Regions from separate parts of the Homo sapiens genome. Here region 2 is linked to region 1. The links are chromatin loops, found by intact Hi-C in ENCODE. Cell type or tissue: psoas muscle. All regions are shown on one strand.

What was found. Hi-C counts contacts between places; a loop is a spot of excess contacts. Peaks named below come from ENCODE experiments on the same cell type or tissue, not always from the same donor. Only the 100,000 strongest peaks of a DNase experiment are listed, where the experiment ranks them.
Region 2: it touches region 1 in a loop (3-fold over the local background); 56 of 110 quality-filtered maps call a loop at or near these places.

The regions. Positions count from the first base shown.
Region 1 is chr6:118,280,358-118,288,357 of GRCh38, forward strand. SLC35F1 (solute carrier family 35 member F1) reads left to right here. Exons shown (of 8, transcript NM_001029858.4): 7 at 4,827-4,981. Among named protein-coding and RNA genes, the nearest start is that of PLN, 260 kb to the right of the region's middle. RefSeq lists a silencer at 1-24. In psoas muscle, CTCF peaks have their summits at 3,607 and 4,581; no DNase peak of the experiment used is centred here; H3K4me3 peaks cover 289 bases; H3K27ac peaks cover 1,782 bases.
Region 2 is chr6:118,773,418-118,781,417 of GRCh38, forward strand. No RefSeq gene overlaps it. Among named protein-coding and RNA genes, the nearest start is that of ASF1A, 120 kb to the right of the region's middle. In psoas muscle, a CTCF peak has its summit at 3,322 (motif pointing left); a DNase peak (open chromatin) is centred at 3,324; H3K4me3 peaks cover 610 bases.

The DNA of each region.
Region 1 (8,000 bases):
ATGTGAAAGTCAAATGTCAGAGAAAAGAAAAAGTGTGCCGGGTCAGTGAGCACAGGCTTGTGGTATGCAGGGGCCTTCTTCACTTTTGATGTTGTGGTTGATGCTTGTCTTGGTTTTGGTTTTAGTGTTTTTCCTGGAGGCCAAAACAAAAGAAAGATTTGGCCTCTCCCTGAATATGGAATAATGGGACTACAGAGCAGGAAAAGACCTAAAGGATAATTAAGAATACACCTTTCCTGGCCAGGTGCAGTGGCTCACACCTGTAATCCCAGCATTTTGGGAGGCTGAGGCGGGCGGATCACTTGAAGCCAGGGGTTCAAGACCAGCCTGGCCAACATGGTGAAACCGTGCCTCTACTAAAAATACAAAAATTACCTGGGTGTGGTGGTGCATGCCTGTAGTCCCAGCTACTCAGGAGGCTGAGGATCACTTGAACCCAGGAGGCGGAGGTTGCAGCGAGTCGGGATCACGCAACTGCACTCCAGCCTGGAAACAGAGCAAGAGTCTGTCCCAAAAAAAAAAAAACAATACACCTTTCTTTTTACCCATGTTGAATCTGAGGCCTAGGGAGTTGAGGTGACTTGACGAGCATTACATATCTGAGCAAAGCCAGCCCAGTGCCCTTTATACACTTAACCTAATGCATATGTTCTGAGAAGTCATCTAACCTAGCTATTGTTTTTAAGAATTACAAATAATATTTTAAAACTCTGGTATGTTCAAAATAAAGAGAAAGAACACAACTGAAATCCCAAAGAAAAAGACGAAATCAAATATATGTAGCATATACAGACACATACTTTATATATATATAGTAACTCTCTCTCTCTCTCTCTCTCTCTCTCTCTATATATATATATATATAAAATATTAACTGAGGTATTGATAGGAGTCAAATAGGATGTTCCTTCAAAGCCTTATTTCTCTTTATAATAATTAAACAATATAGATGAGTGTTATGTATTCAGAATTTAAAGTCAGGCTGCCTATGTGACCTAAGGGCAAGTTACTTAACCCCTGTAAGCTGGTCTGTTGCCTGTTTACTCACAGATCCATCTTTTACCCTTTCCTCTGCTCTGCTTATGCAAATCCACATCCCAGCCTCCCTTGTCAACTGGATTCCAGTCAGTTTTGGCCAATGGGAGGCAGTAGAGGGAGATTGGAGGTGGGAGAAAGAAAGAAAGAAACCATTGTTTCTCTCTGTGTCCCTCTGTTTGGGGTCAGATCTCCTCTAGATGTGGCTGAGTCTCCTCTGTGATTCTACCCCTGCTGGGCTTCCCTAACTTCTGATCTCAGGTAATGTGGCCTCCCTCTTGTATTTCCCTAGCTCTTGGGTTGTGAGTAACTCCCTGGTATTGCTAATCTTCAGGTTGTCTCACCATCCCTGTTTCCCCATCACCCATTTGAACACCTTTGTAACTTGTACTCCATATAACATATCCTCTATTTAACCCAGTATGGACTGTGTTTCTTGACTCTATAAGCCTATTTCCTAACCTGTATAAAGAGGATAGCAATAGTTATCAGCATTACACTGTTGTGGAGATTAATTACTGTACATAAAGTACATGACACATAGTGAGTGCTCAATCCATATTAGCTGATAATAGTATTTCCCATCTCTGTAGCTTAAATCACTTTAGTGCATAAGGACAAGAGTGATCAAATTCTATCCTTAGTGAGAGAGAGAACATTCCAAGAGGAAATGTTTATACACATACTCTGTTATAAATGTAGTTACTGCAGCCATTTTGTAGTTGTCAGTCAAAAAGTAATTCAGTTCATTTGTATGATCATGCTGATCAATTGAAAACCCTACCTGGACAGCAAGTTGGACTTTCAGAGGCATTGTTAATGTCCATTAACTATCTAATGTCCATCTAAGAACAGCCAAGGAAGGGCAACGATACTGCATTCCAACTCTCAATTTAATCATGTGTTAACTAGGCTGGCTATGCTTTGCTTGGGAAACAGTATATTCACATGCAAAAACATCGGTTGACCTAGTTGTCAATTGTGATAGTGTATATATTCCACTCCTGTCCCCCTACCTCTAATTTCTGCAACATTTAAAAATAGGTTGAGAATATTTTAGCTGGAAGCATCATAAGGTAGCCTGGTTAGCAAAGTGCCATGTATTTATTTCCCTACTCTCCTTTGCTCACCAACTGGGCTTGTAAAATCTCACCACTTCTCTGAGTCCTCCAATTATATATCCAGCTCCCTACTGGACAGATCCTTTTGGATAATGCATAAGCGTCGAAAACAACACATTCAAAATGGAGCATTTTATTTCTCCTGAAAATCTGGTCCTCTTTTAGCTCCCTCCATCTCAGTATATGGCGTCACAGTTCACCTAGTTTCTAAATTAGCCAGAACCCCTGGGCATCCTCCATGCTCTCCTTTCCCTCACCACCTACATCAGTCTATCACCAGGGCTTCTTGAGTCTTCACAGACCACTTCCCTTCTCCACTGCCGTTTCGAGCAAAACCAAGCAAGCTACCAGCCTCTCTTGCCGGGATTGTGACACCGCCATTCTAACTGGTCTCTGTAACTGGTCCCATGCTTTTCTCCTTCCAATCCCTTCTCCACAGAGTAGCCAAAATCACCTTTTGAAAATGTAGATCAGATTCTTTTAGTCAGCTGCCGCAAACTCCTCAATGGCTTCCTCGTACAACTAGAATAAGATACACATTCCTTTCTGAGACCTGCAAGGTCTGGCATAATCCATTCCCTTCCCAATTTTCCAGCTTCCTCTGCCCGTTCTCTTCATTCTGCTCAGCCATTGTGGCCTTGGTCAGCATCTGGGACACTTGAGGCCCTGTCCCTTTCAGGAACTTTTCATGTGCAGGTTTCCTTGGCTCCTCTCCTGGCAATCTCCTTTTGGTCCTTCAGCACTCGAGGTAAATGCCACCTCCACAAAGTAGCCCTACCTCACCACCCTGTCTAAAGCAAGCTCCTGACATTCTCTTTAAGAAACACTTGTCTTTCTGCATAGCATTAATAGCAACTCTAAGCTTCTTGTCTATCCTGTTTTTCATTGTTCCTAGCCCACAGCAGAGTGCTCAGGGCATGGTTAGTACTCAGAGAATAATAGTTGAATAAATGAGTGAATATACCAACAGAGCCCACAAGTCAAAGTCCACGCAAAATGATGGAAGGGTATTATTCTGGAACTTTCTAACCCAGTCATGGTATTTAAATCAGTGACACCTTCAAAAAACAAAAGAAAAACGGAAACAAGGCTCTGGTGCCTAGATTGTGTTCCGATCAAGTTTTATTATTTTTAGTGGATTAATTTGAGGATTGATCTTGTCCCTAGTCTGTTAATCACAGATTTCTTTAAGGAGTACCAAATTAATTTTTATGTCTTTTCATGTATTAGTCATAAGTTATGTAATACTTATTGCATTTTTAGTAGTTTGGTTAAAAGGAAAATGCACTACAGGGAGCATGAAACCCACATGCAGAAAAACGGTCCGTTTTTAGAGAATTCAAGCTTCTGATAGAGAATTAAAAACCAAACTAATATTACTGCGATAGAATCTACACGTAGGACTTTTACCTTTCCGAAATAGGAAAGTGGTTGTTCCCCCTTCCTCTGAGGGCACTTCTACCACGCTAGAGGGGGCTGTTGTACTGAGTTTACTTACTTATGTTCAGAATAATTTTTTTGTAGATCTGATGTGGCTTTCATATGGAACGATGATTTGTGCCCTTAAGCACTTTTCATATGGGTAAACCCAATTTATCTTTGGATGAATCCCTGGTCTTCATAGTCAGAAAGACCAGATATTCGGTACCTACCAAACTCCCCAAAATCCCTAAGTCAGAGGAAGCAAATCTGCCCACAGCCCACACCAGATACATTTAATCAAGGATTCCTTTGGAAAGGTTATTTTTATTATGTTGTAATACCAAGGCAGACACTGAATTTTAGCACTTATGCTTATCCTATGCCTTATTCTTTCAAGGTGGAGAAAAGAGCATTATTTTTTTTTTACATTTGCATTGTATCAACATTTGGGGAAAGTATAGATTTAGCTGTAAACTCCTGCTTGGGACCCTGCAAAACAGAGTACCCATGTCTAGGCATAATTACAGAGAAAGAGAGAGATTTGAGGATGAGAGATTGGCCACATAGTATTTTAAGGTCATGAAAGCCCACATGTGAGAGTTCACAGTATGCCAGGACATGTGATGGAAGGGCAGGATTCTGTGTGTTTTGGGTAGAGCAGAACAGAATTCAGAAATCTGGAGGAGACTGACAGATCATCATGTATTCCCAGCAATGAATTCGTCCACCCAAGGCCACACAGTCAAGATTCTAATTCAGTATTCTAAGTCCAGGTCTCTTTGACATGCAAGCTCTTCAACTTTAAAGACTACGTAGTTATTCATCATTGTGGGCAATACATGATAGCAAGCAGTTTTGTTGCTATTACTCAAATTAAAAACTAAGAGGTAAAAAAAAGTTTCAAAATAGATGAGTAGCAAAAGCTGATTACAGCACAATTGGGAGAATTCAAAAACCTTGATTCTGTGTTCTGACTATCGCCACTAAGAGGCACTCCTTCCCAGAAGAAGCAAAATGTCAGCAATGCAATAAGAAGCAGAAAGTTCATTTTTCACACTTAATTTTTTTTAATCTAGTTTAATTTTTGTACTGTGTTATCCAATAATAAACATCAGTGAATAGGGGAAAAGAGAAACTGCCTTGTGTGAGTGACAAGTGGTGTGCACTCTTCCCCTTCTTTCCTGCTGTGGATGCTGAAGATGCCCTGGAGGAGGCCCTGACGCTGCCTTCTCTTTACTCTTCCCCCAGGACTGCTCTACGTTGGCTTTAGTGCCTGCATGTTTGGTCTCTACAGCTTTATGCCAGTCGTCATAAAGAAAACCAGTGCCACTTCAGTCAACCTCTCCTTGCTCACAGCAGACTTGTACAGCCTGTTCTGTGGATTGTTTCTCTTCCACTACAAGGTAAGTTGAGTGAGTGCTCCTTTGTGAAGATGATACTTTGTAGGAAACAATGAACATGGGTAGGAATGCCTGGATGTGAAATGCCCTGATTTTGTGTAGGGAATAGTAATGTAACTGGGTGTGCTAACCTCCATGATTTAGGTATTCACATTTCAGCTATAAGACAGAGACATTTTGTCCTATGAGATCAGTAACTATGGACAATTGATAGGAAAAGATAAGAAACAGCCATAAAGGAAAGAGCTTTTGAATACTGGGGACAGCTTTCCTGATAGCATTCAGCCCAGAAGCTACTCTTTTTCCAATACGAACCTAGGAAGAGTTGTACAATTCCCAGACTACAGCTGCAAAATGGATTCTGCGAAAGGCCTTGGCAGAGTATGTTCTCTTTGGAGAAAAGACACAATTCCTGCAGTTTCTGCTTTGCAGATTTTTTTATAGCAAATATGAATGGAAAATGCTAATGCACTAGAAATAGTTTTTTTACTAAAAGATTGGGGTTTGAGTAAAGGAATGCAAAGAGATCATGTGAGGCACTTGCAGTGAATGCATCAGCCCTGAAGAAAAGAAGAAACTGTCCAGTCCAAAGATGTCAGCCTCTCAGAATGCAAAACTCTACCCGCATCTTTGCCCTAGGGAGGCATGACTAATTGATTATGGCACACTGAGGTCAGATCCTACTCCTCTTAACACCACACTCACTGCTGCCAATAACAATCAATTAGAATTGACATATGAGAAGATACCACTTGCCATTCCTTAACAAGTCCTGTAAGACAAGAGTCAACAGGGACTATGACCCAGTGTGAAACAGACCAAATATGGAATGTCCAAGCAGATAAGACCAAACTTGGATAGCTGAAAGAAGAAGAGGCAGAAGAAAAGAGACACTACTCTGGCCACTTCTAGCCAAGTTCCTCACCAGTGGTATTACAGCCACCATCCGCAGCACTCGGGGGTGGCCAGATGATGGGGCACCTTGGTAGGCAGAGCATCTTCATCCAGATGAAACAGGGTGTAGACGTTCCTGGAGCAACAATAAGCTAAAAAGAGCATGTACTTGATATGATCAGGGCAAAGCAGCTGAAGTGAATAATCAGGATTACTACTGAGAGAAGCAAAAGTCATAGCCAAGAAACCGATGCAGAAGGGCAGACACGGGTGAAAAAGAAGTTACAAACGAAGCTAGTTAGTAGCTAGGAGGATCAGAAACAGATCTGAGAGATGGTACAAGTTGAGAAAGTGGCTGTGACAGCAGACAGGAATAAAGTTCCTATTTTTCCTCCAGCTTTATTGAGGTATAACTGAGGAATAAAAATTGTACTATATACAGTATTTAAGATGTACAACATGATTTTTGGATGTATGTATACATTGTGAAATGTTCACCACAATCAAGCTAATTATATCCATCACCTCACATAGTTACCTTTTTTCTGTGTGTGTGTGTGTGTGTGTGTGTGTGTTTGTGTGTGTGTGTGGTGAGAATACTTAAGATCTACTTCCTTCGCAAATTTCAAGTACAGGTTACCACTAACTATCATCACCATGCTGTATGTTAGGTCTCCAGAACTTACTCATTTTATAACTGAAAGTTTGTACCCTCTAGCTATCATCTCTCCATTCCCCCAACAAGTTCCTATTTTATATGGAGCCTTTTGCCCAATACAGTGGCAAAACCGAGAGCTTAAAGAAAGTATCTAGGACTAGGCAATGTTTATTGTTTGCAGTTTGTTTCGTCTGTATGGAACAAGCTGCTTCCCAAGCTACCTTGGTCCTCATAAGGGTAAAAAGCAAGATCACAATATATTCCTCTCGTGCTGCTCCTAACCAGTGCTGGGAAGACCAGCTTCCTTCAAAATCCCCCTCCTCACACACCCAGTCATTTTCCAGAGCTCTGGGGAACACCTGGCTATGGGTTCATCCTCACAGCAGAGTGGCCACCAATATTCTTCTCTCCTCTTCAGTTAAGCATCCACATCTAGTCCATTACTTGGTGTGAACTCAGTTCTTAGCAATTAATCTTGTAATTTGCTTTATAAGCTCCTGAACTAGGAGAATCCCTTTAATCTTCCTTAAGGGAAGATAACCAAAATCTGTTGTTCTGCTGAGGGCTGCAGTCACTGCTTGGGCAGTTCAGACCCAGGCCAGCTCCCAGCATGCCTGAGAGCAGTGTTCTCGAAAATCTGGTTTCACTGGGGTGCTTGATAAAAATGCAGATTTTTGGGCCACACCCCTAAGCCACAGAGTCAATATCTGGAGATGTGTCTGGGGGAGTCTGGTTGGTAACATGTTCCCCCTGGCAGTCTGATGCCCTCTGAGTTTGAGAACCACTGTCTTTGATAACAGTGTACTCGAACAGTGCCTGTTCCTGTCTGGGTCTGTCCTTTCCCACACTTCCACTGATGTGGGGTTAAACCTGGGGTTCCTCAAACTTACACACATCAGGAAATGAGAGGGCTGATACGCTAATTCTCGGCAATCTATCCTCTCCTCCTGTCATTTGTATATTACTATTCATTGAGGATAAGTAACTTCGCTGAAGAGGAAACCATGTAGTAACCCCTCATTATGCCATCAGAAGGGAGGCTGTGTTATCTGAAAATTAAATTACTGTATTCACTAATTTAGAATTGTAATGGATATTTTTATTTCATACAGCAATGATTTGGGTTTTTTTTTTTTTTGGTATGGCAAAATACACATACATTTTGTTACTATTTGAAAGATAAATTTTCTTAAAGCAGGGATTGATCCAACATAGTAGTCATTTCTTCTAGTTAAAATTTATTTCTATTGCCTTTTTAAAAATTAAACTATGAATATACTTGTAGATTCACGTGCACTTTTAAGAAATAATAGAGAAAGCCCAGTTAACCCCTGTGAGCCCAAGTATCTGAGATAGGTCTCAATCAATTTGGAAAATTTATTTTGGCAAGGTTAAGGGTGCACCCGTGACACAGCCTCAGGATGTGGTGACAATATGTGCCCAAGGAGGTTGGGGAACAGCTTGCTTTTT
Region 2 (8,000 bases), 490 kb after region 1:
ATCATTGGGTAGGTGTTTCAAATTACAGAAAAATGTCCCTTTGGGTACTAATTAAATGTTTTCCTTTGGAATAATGTTCAGAGTTCAGATGATGATTGCCATACATTTTTTGGTTGGGAGCATGGCCTTGCCCCTGCTCCTGACCCCAGACAGGCCCCCACACCTCCCAGCTTGCCTGGGCTCCTTCTGAGCCCCTGCTCCTGACCCCAGACAGGCCCCTACACCTCCCAGCTTGCCTGGACTCCTTCTGAGCCCCTGCTCCTGACCCCAGACAGGCCCCTACACCTCCCAGCTTGCCTGGGCTCCTTCTGAGCCCCTGTTCCTGACCCCAGACAGGCCCCTACACCTCCCAGCTTGCCTGGGCTCCTTCTGGGTTCATAGGGGATTCCTCAACATTCTCACTTTGTCCAATACAGCCACCACTCATGTGGGAGCTTTTGTGCGCTCAGCAAACACATCTTGCTCCCAGTGCATCGGAGCACTCCAGATCGCTGCGCAATTCTGATGCTCACCGTGTTAAGACAAGACAGACAGGTTTATGATTTTCACTAGAACAACTCTTGCAGAGTTTTACTATTTTTCATATAACAACTCTGCCACTTTTCCTTTTCGTATGGTGACTTTCTCATGCCAGGACACACTAAATGAATACATTTATAAAGGTGGTATTGTATGGTTACCAGGGGTTGCATGTTGGGGTAATCGGGTGTTATTATTTAACAGCTAAAAAGTTTCTGATTGAGATAATGAAAACATTCTGGAAATGGATAGTGGTGATGGTTACACAACACTGGGAATTCACTTAATGCTCATGAACTACACTCTTAAAAATGATCAAAATGGTAAATTTTATGCTATGCATATTTTACCACAATTTTTTAAAGTAACATTTTGACATTATGGTTTCATCAGTTTAAACAGACTTCTAGGCAGGGGGTATCCGACGGCCCGAGTCTTGATCACTTGCCATTTGGAATGGAAGCCCATAATAAAAATGCTGCCTTCCAGAGACTGCAGGGACCTTACCCATGTGACCAGAATGCTGTGCTTCCTCATTAGCCTATTAATTAATTGCATAGAATTTGATGCTTGGACAGTACTTGAAGGTTTGCTATTTTTGGAAGCTCTACACATCTTCCTTTCAGTGTCATCTACCCTTTTCAACAGCATCCGTAAATCCAGTTTCCAGCCCAAGTGTTGATGCATCTCATCATATGTTGTAAATGCCATAAATGGAGGAAGCAAGTGTCTCTCAGGAAAACACTCAGCACCTAGGGAGCTGACTACATGGAGTGGAACACACAGGAACTTTTCCCATTAAAAATAATGGAAACAGCTGCCATTGAGCAATGTTTCACTTAGGAGCAGAGTTTTCAAGAATGACTTACTTGTCAAGTGAAGGGTAGGGGTAAAAGTCACACTTTCCCACTCCTGGTGAGTCAATTCTTGGCCTTTCCATCCCAGTCAATGTGAGATTTTTAACTGGCACTATCCAATCCTGGGATTTGTTGGGACATTTATATTTTAAAAGCAACTAATCCTCACGGAAAAGCATAAACACATTTTAAAGGTTCTGATGTTTGAATAATATTAGTACAATAATCTCCTGAGACTAGAATGGATTATTTGCTATTCTTCAGAGGGGGTGACTGTATAAAAATGAGGAAAGATGACCTTTTATACCTTAGCATGATTGCAGGAAGAATCGTGCCTTTGGAATGGAGATTGTCTTCTCTCCCTCTCACTCTCCAAGCTTCTTTCTTCTCTCTTTCCTCTGTCTTTGAGTATTTACCTCTGCCTCTTTTTCTGTCTTTCTCACATAGGCACAGTGCTATAATAATTGTACTTTGTATTTGTCTAGTATTATCCATTATTTTCCATTATTATCCATTATTATTCCATTTCATCCTTGAAATATCCCTGTAAGAGGATAATTAGGGCAAATATTATTATCATTGCCATTTTATAGATTTTTAGAAATGAGAAGATACATAAGGGTTAAGTGACACATCGCAAGGTATGGGAAGATCCAGCCCTGAAACCCATGCCTTGTGACTTGGGTCTAATACTGCTTCTACAGCTGCAGCCATTTCTGGGGATCATACAGTCCTTGAAGGGAATATAGCACTACCAGACATATGTCACTACCCAGTGACGGACAAGTGGCAGGTGTGGTCCTTAGTAGAGTTCATCATCAAGTTCTTCTGAATATGCTCCCTGGAGCTGTCATCCTGCCTGCTGAGCAGCCTCTGTCCATTCAACCACCCATCCATCCATCCAGAATAAAGAAAATGAAGGAGATGCTCAGTTGGAGGAGGTCAAGAGATACATCTGCCCTCTGGATCCTGGAGACTGCAATGCTAAGCGCTTCTTAAAGTCAAAATTGACAAATGAATTCAGCCACTTTTAGTACAGATAGCTGCAAAAACATCACAACAAAATTATTTTTCTTTTGTTGTTGTTGGTTTTTTTGTTTTGTTTTGTTTTGTTTTGTTTTGTTTTTGAGACAGAGTCTTGCTCTGTCGCCCAGGCTGGAGTGCAGTGGCACAATCTTGGCTCACTGCAACCTCCATCTCCCAGGTTCAAGCAATTCTCCTGCCTCAGCCTCCCAAGTAGCTGGGATTACAGGCATATGCCACCATGCTCGGCTAATTTTTTTTTTTTTTTTTTTTTTTTTTTTTTTGTATTTTTAGTAGAGATGGTGTTTTACCATGTTGGCCAGGCTGGTCTTGAACTCCTGACCTCAGGTGATCCACTTGCCTTGGCCTCCCAAAGTGCTAGGATTACAGGCATGAGCCACCATGCCGGGCCTTAAAATTATTTTTCAAAAGATAAATTCAGTTGTCATACTGAATTTTTATCCAGTTAATTCTAGCTATGCAGATACTGGATTTGGGTAACTTAATTTAAAAATATGTTTCCATTTCCCTTCTCCCTCAAAGGATTGACTTAGTTATGTAAATATGCAAAAGATTAGCAAAAACACCTTAATATTTTGGTTAATTGATATCTGTCATGCTGGATTGCCATAATTTAAGAACTCTTCACCAGTTTCTTAAATCGTCTGTATTTTCCCTTTTTATTATATTTTAAAAAAATCTCTCTCTTAAAAGCCTAAAAAAAACCTTTCAATGTGCACAAAAAAACAGTTTCTAGTTTTTATTCTCCATTGCTATTTGCAATTACTCAGAGAGGAAAAGTATTTTGGAAAAAAACTCACCCAGAATCAGGTGACAACTCACATTCTCTTTCTTAGATGTCTAACAGTAACAAGCAAAAGCCAATTCAAAGATAGATCTTTGGGGCACCCTCTGGTGGCTGAAAAGAGTCATGAAATCAGTGCCCATGTGTATCAAAAGGCCAGTAATCTTTGCGACTTATTTTAAAGGGCCATCACCAACTTTTCCATACAACATTGAAAATGTAGCCAGATCAGGAATGTGGGAAGGACTGAAAAGAATTTGGAACCACAAGAACTGGACTTGAGTCAGAGCTCTCATCTATTAGCTATGTGAACCTGCATTTGGTTGGCAGGTCAGTTTCCACAGAGCTGACGCCGAATCTGGAATTTCTCACTGGAGATAAGAGGCAGTGTCAAAACTAGAGGAGTATATGATTCCATTTATCTGATATGCCCAGAAAAGGTAACTCTATAGAAGGTAGATCAGTGATTGCCTGGGGCTGGGGAGGGCATGGGGATTAACTGTAAATGGGCATGAAGGACTTTATTGCGGTGACAAAAATGTTCTAAAACCAGACTGTACCTGTTGCACAACTGAGTAAATTTTGTAAAACATCACTGCAGTATGGATTTTAAAGGCGTGAATTTTATGGTATGGTATGTAAATTATACCTCAGTAAAGTTATTTTTTTTTTAAGCCAGGAGGGAAAAGCAGAGTGGATAACCCCTAGAGACATCTTGGTACAGAGCCAGGAAACCTGTAGCCAGCAATTGTGTGGGAGGAAAGGAAACTGTGGGGTAAGGTAGGGGTGAGCAGGAAGAATGCCTAGAAGAGGTGCTGACTTTTGGAACTTCATTTTGCACACAGGTGTGCCCTTAGCTCACACCTCAGTGGGTTGCCTGAGGTTAGCATGCTAGAGGCTGAAAGAAACCCCCTCCCAACTCAGCCTCCCATGGCAGGTATTTAGGGGCATTTCTGACGGAGTAAGACTATTAAAGCAGCCAACTAGATGCAATTCCATCAAAATGACCATTTTGAAATGTAAAACCAATGTTTTATTTATTACTTTTCTCAGTAACAGGTAACTCAGTGTGGTTTGAGAACTAGATGAGATTAAGAAGTGCACTGATGAGAGAATGTCTATTTTTTACACTGTTTACTAACAGAAAATGTGAAAGTGAGGATTTATAAAAGTACCAGAAGAAAACTCAGATGAATATCTCTATAAACTAAGGGTAGAGAGAAACTGGTAAGGAGTAACATCTAAACCAGAATCTCTAAAAGAGACAAGAGATGGATTTAATGGATTTTTTTCAAAAAATAATAGATAAAAGAAAAGAAAAAGAAAAAATTAAGACACAAACTATGCATTAGGAAATAATACTGTATCATATATACCAGACAGATTTATTAACCTCAATATAACAGATACTTGCAAACCAGAGAAAAATGTGCAAAGGGTGAGTAGAGATAATTCACAAAGGGAAAAATAAATGAAAAATTACAATCTGTCAAGATATGAAACAGCTTTAACCTAACATCTCATTAATGAATGCTATTAAGAAAACAATGTGGGCCGGGTGCAGTGGCTCACACCTGTAATCCCAGTACTTTGGGAAGGCAAGGTGGGTGAATCACTTGAGGTCAGGAGTTTGACACCAGCCTGGCCAACATGCTGAAACCCCGTCTCTACTAAAAATACAAAAATTAGCCGGGCATGGTGGTGCATGCCTGTAATCTCAGCTACTTGGGAGGCTGAGGCAGGAGAATCGCTTGAACCCAGGAAGTGAAGGTTGCAGTGAGCCAAGATTGCGCCACTGCACTCCAGCCTGGGTGACAGAACGAGGCTCTGTCTCAAAAAAAAAAAAAAAAAAAAAAAAAAAAGATTGATGTGGCTTACCCTCAGTGCTCTGGTAGGCTGGTGCAGCTTTCTGGGAGGTAATTTAGCATTATACCTCAAAATGTAAAAATGCAAACCTTTTGGCTCAGCAATTCCACTTGGGGGAATTATTTTATGGCAATAATTACACATGTGTGAAAAGATACAAACATTAGTATGTTCATGATCAAGTTATTTGTAGAGACAAAAATTAGGAAGGTTCTCAGATGCCCATCAACAGGTATTTGATGAAGTATTGTACAACTCAATAGAATATCTGCAGTAATTAAAAATGAATGGGATGTATATTTTGGGTCATGGGAAAATGTTTACACTATGTTGCTAAGCAAAAAATGTCAGTGTCATAAGAGCATAGATAATATGATCATATTTTTGTTTAAAGCTATATATATGGCGTGTATGTGTGTGCGTGTGTGTGCGTGCATGGAGGGTAGGGTAGATGAAACATACCCAGATCTCCCTTCAAAGAAGGACATTTTGCCCTAGCTGTCCCTTCAAGGACTGCCTCAGCTGCAGAGTCACCTCTCCTGAGCAGGTAGGGTGGGCACATCCTGATGGAGGTAGGAGTATAAGGCCAGGCCACTTCAGCCCAACACAGAACAACTCTGATGCGCCATTTACACTGTACAGTCCTCGTGGGGAAGGCTAAGTCTGTTGTCACGCCTATGATTAGCTGGAGTTCTCGCTCCATCCAATTTTGTTTTATTTCTCTTCTTTCCATAGGTGTTAACCCCAAGGACAATTCTTCAACGAGATGCTATACAGCAAACTCTGTCTCAGAATCTGTTTCCCAGAAAATCCAACCAGCAATTTTTATGCCTATGCAATGAACAATTCTGGGGGAAAAATACCCATCAAGTATTTTGTATTGGATGGCTTTTATTTTATTTTATTTAGGCACCGGTGCAAAATTTCTGGCACTGTCAGGTTCTTTCAAAGTGGGTATTTGTTAGTTTTGTTATCAGATAAAAATATTAAAGCAGTTTTTATTTGGGAAAATAAAAATCCAGTGGTTTGGTTTTAGTCTGGTCAAAATAGCTACCTCAAAGTCTGTATCAAAATGGCAGCATCTGACCCATCTAGCGTGCATCCTTCTTAACGGGAAGGTAAGCTTTGCAAACACCCCTCTTGTTCATACCCTTCCCACTACTCTAGGCATTCAACCTTGTGGAAGTTTTGGTACTTCTTCTACAAGGTTGTTGGAGCGTTGTTGAGGTTGACTGTGAAGTGTAAGATGAAGAGCAATTTTGTGGGGACTGTGAGGAACCACTAAAGTTGGTGTGCAGCACCTGGATGGAAATAGATGGGAGCAGATGCTACATGCTGATAAATCTCAAACTTTGAGTAGTTCTAGGTACTCTCTCCTTTTTCATCATGAATAGGTGGAACACATGTGTTAGGAGGAAAGCCAAATGCTGTTTGCCACCCAGATTCCTTAGCTTAGATCCTTGAATTGTTTAGCAAAAGCCTTATACTGCCTGTACCAGAAGGATCTGTCTTTTACTTCCCCTTTGAGTGTTCTGTAGCTTTTCCAGATTTCAGCTACATCTCGCGGTCGCGTTCTGAGATGTAGGGGAAACTGTAGGGTTAAAAGCCATTCCTACTGAGAACAAATTATTTTTTGGCCAACATAATCTTGGGGAATATTGAATTAGCTGTAATTTGTAGCAGAGACTATGAGTTATTCCCAAAATCCATCCTCCCCTTCTTCATTTAGTAAATACAAAACACAAGCTTTTGGTGGCACATGGCCATCCAGCTAAAGACCACATTTCCCAGCCTCCCTGGCAGCTAGATGTGATTAAATGATATATTCTATGAGCAGAATTGAAGTTCCAGGCTACTTCCTTAAAGGAAGTACCTTTCTCTCTCCCCCTACTCCCTTGCTAGTTGGCATACAGACCCAGCAGATGTGGTGGTGAGTTATTTGTGCAGAACACCCTAAGGGATGAATGGGCAACAAGACAGAAGGAACCTGGATCCCCATCACCGTGGAACCACCATAGCATCCCTTGGCTACTTACACTTGAACCGTTACATAAAAGAGAAACAAACTGCTTTCTTGTTTAGGCCACTAGATTCTGGGAAGGGGGAAGTGCAAAATAATCATTGTTTTATATTATACTCTTACAACTCTATTATAGTGTTTATTATACTCATGTAATTATTTGTTTACTTGTCTGTCTAGCTCTCTAGAATATTTCTTTCTTTCTGAACTACGAGCAGATAGAAGGCATTCCTTAAGTGTTTTTAAAACGTATAAGTCATTGAATGGTGGGAAAATTTGCAAAAAAGGGAAGCTAGGGAACTAAATACAAATTTCAATTTCACAATTTGGTATAGCTAAAGTTTCCCTTGGCCTCTCTAGCCTCGGGGTGGGGAATGACTAGATTCCTATGAACAATACATCAGGACAATGATGAATGCACACGGATTCCCAGCTTTCCCTTCCCATAACCCCAGAGGAAAATTCTGGTGCTTCTTGCTCAGCGTTCTGTGCCACTTCACCCCCATCCTGATCTTAACTCACAGTCATCTTTCAGATCAGGTTCATTGTGGAAGGTCTGTGTCAGAAAAGGCAGGGAAAGGAAACAGGAATGGTGGGTGGAGGTGGATCCTGAGGAAGCTACAGGGCATGAGAGAGTGGGAGCCTGGAGGAAGAGGGACTGGAGATTATAAACCATATTTCCATTTGAATGTCACTCGAGAGATACAGGTAAAGACTCAAATTAATTTGCCCTTTTTTGTTTTCTTTTATTTATTTATTTTTTTGAGACGGAGTCTCTCTCTGTCACCCAGGCTGGAGTGCAGTGGCGTGATCTCGGCTCACTACAATCTCTCTGCCTCCTGCATTCAACCGATTCTCCTGCTTCAGCCTCCTGAACAGTTGGGATGACATGTGTACACCACCACATCTG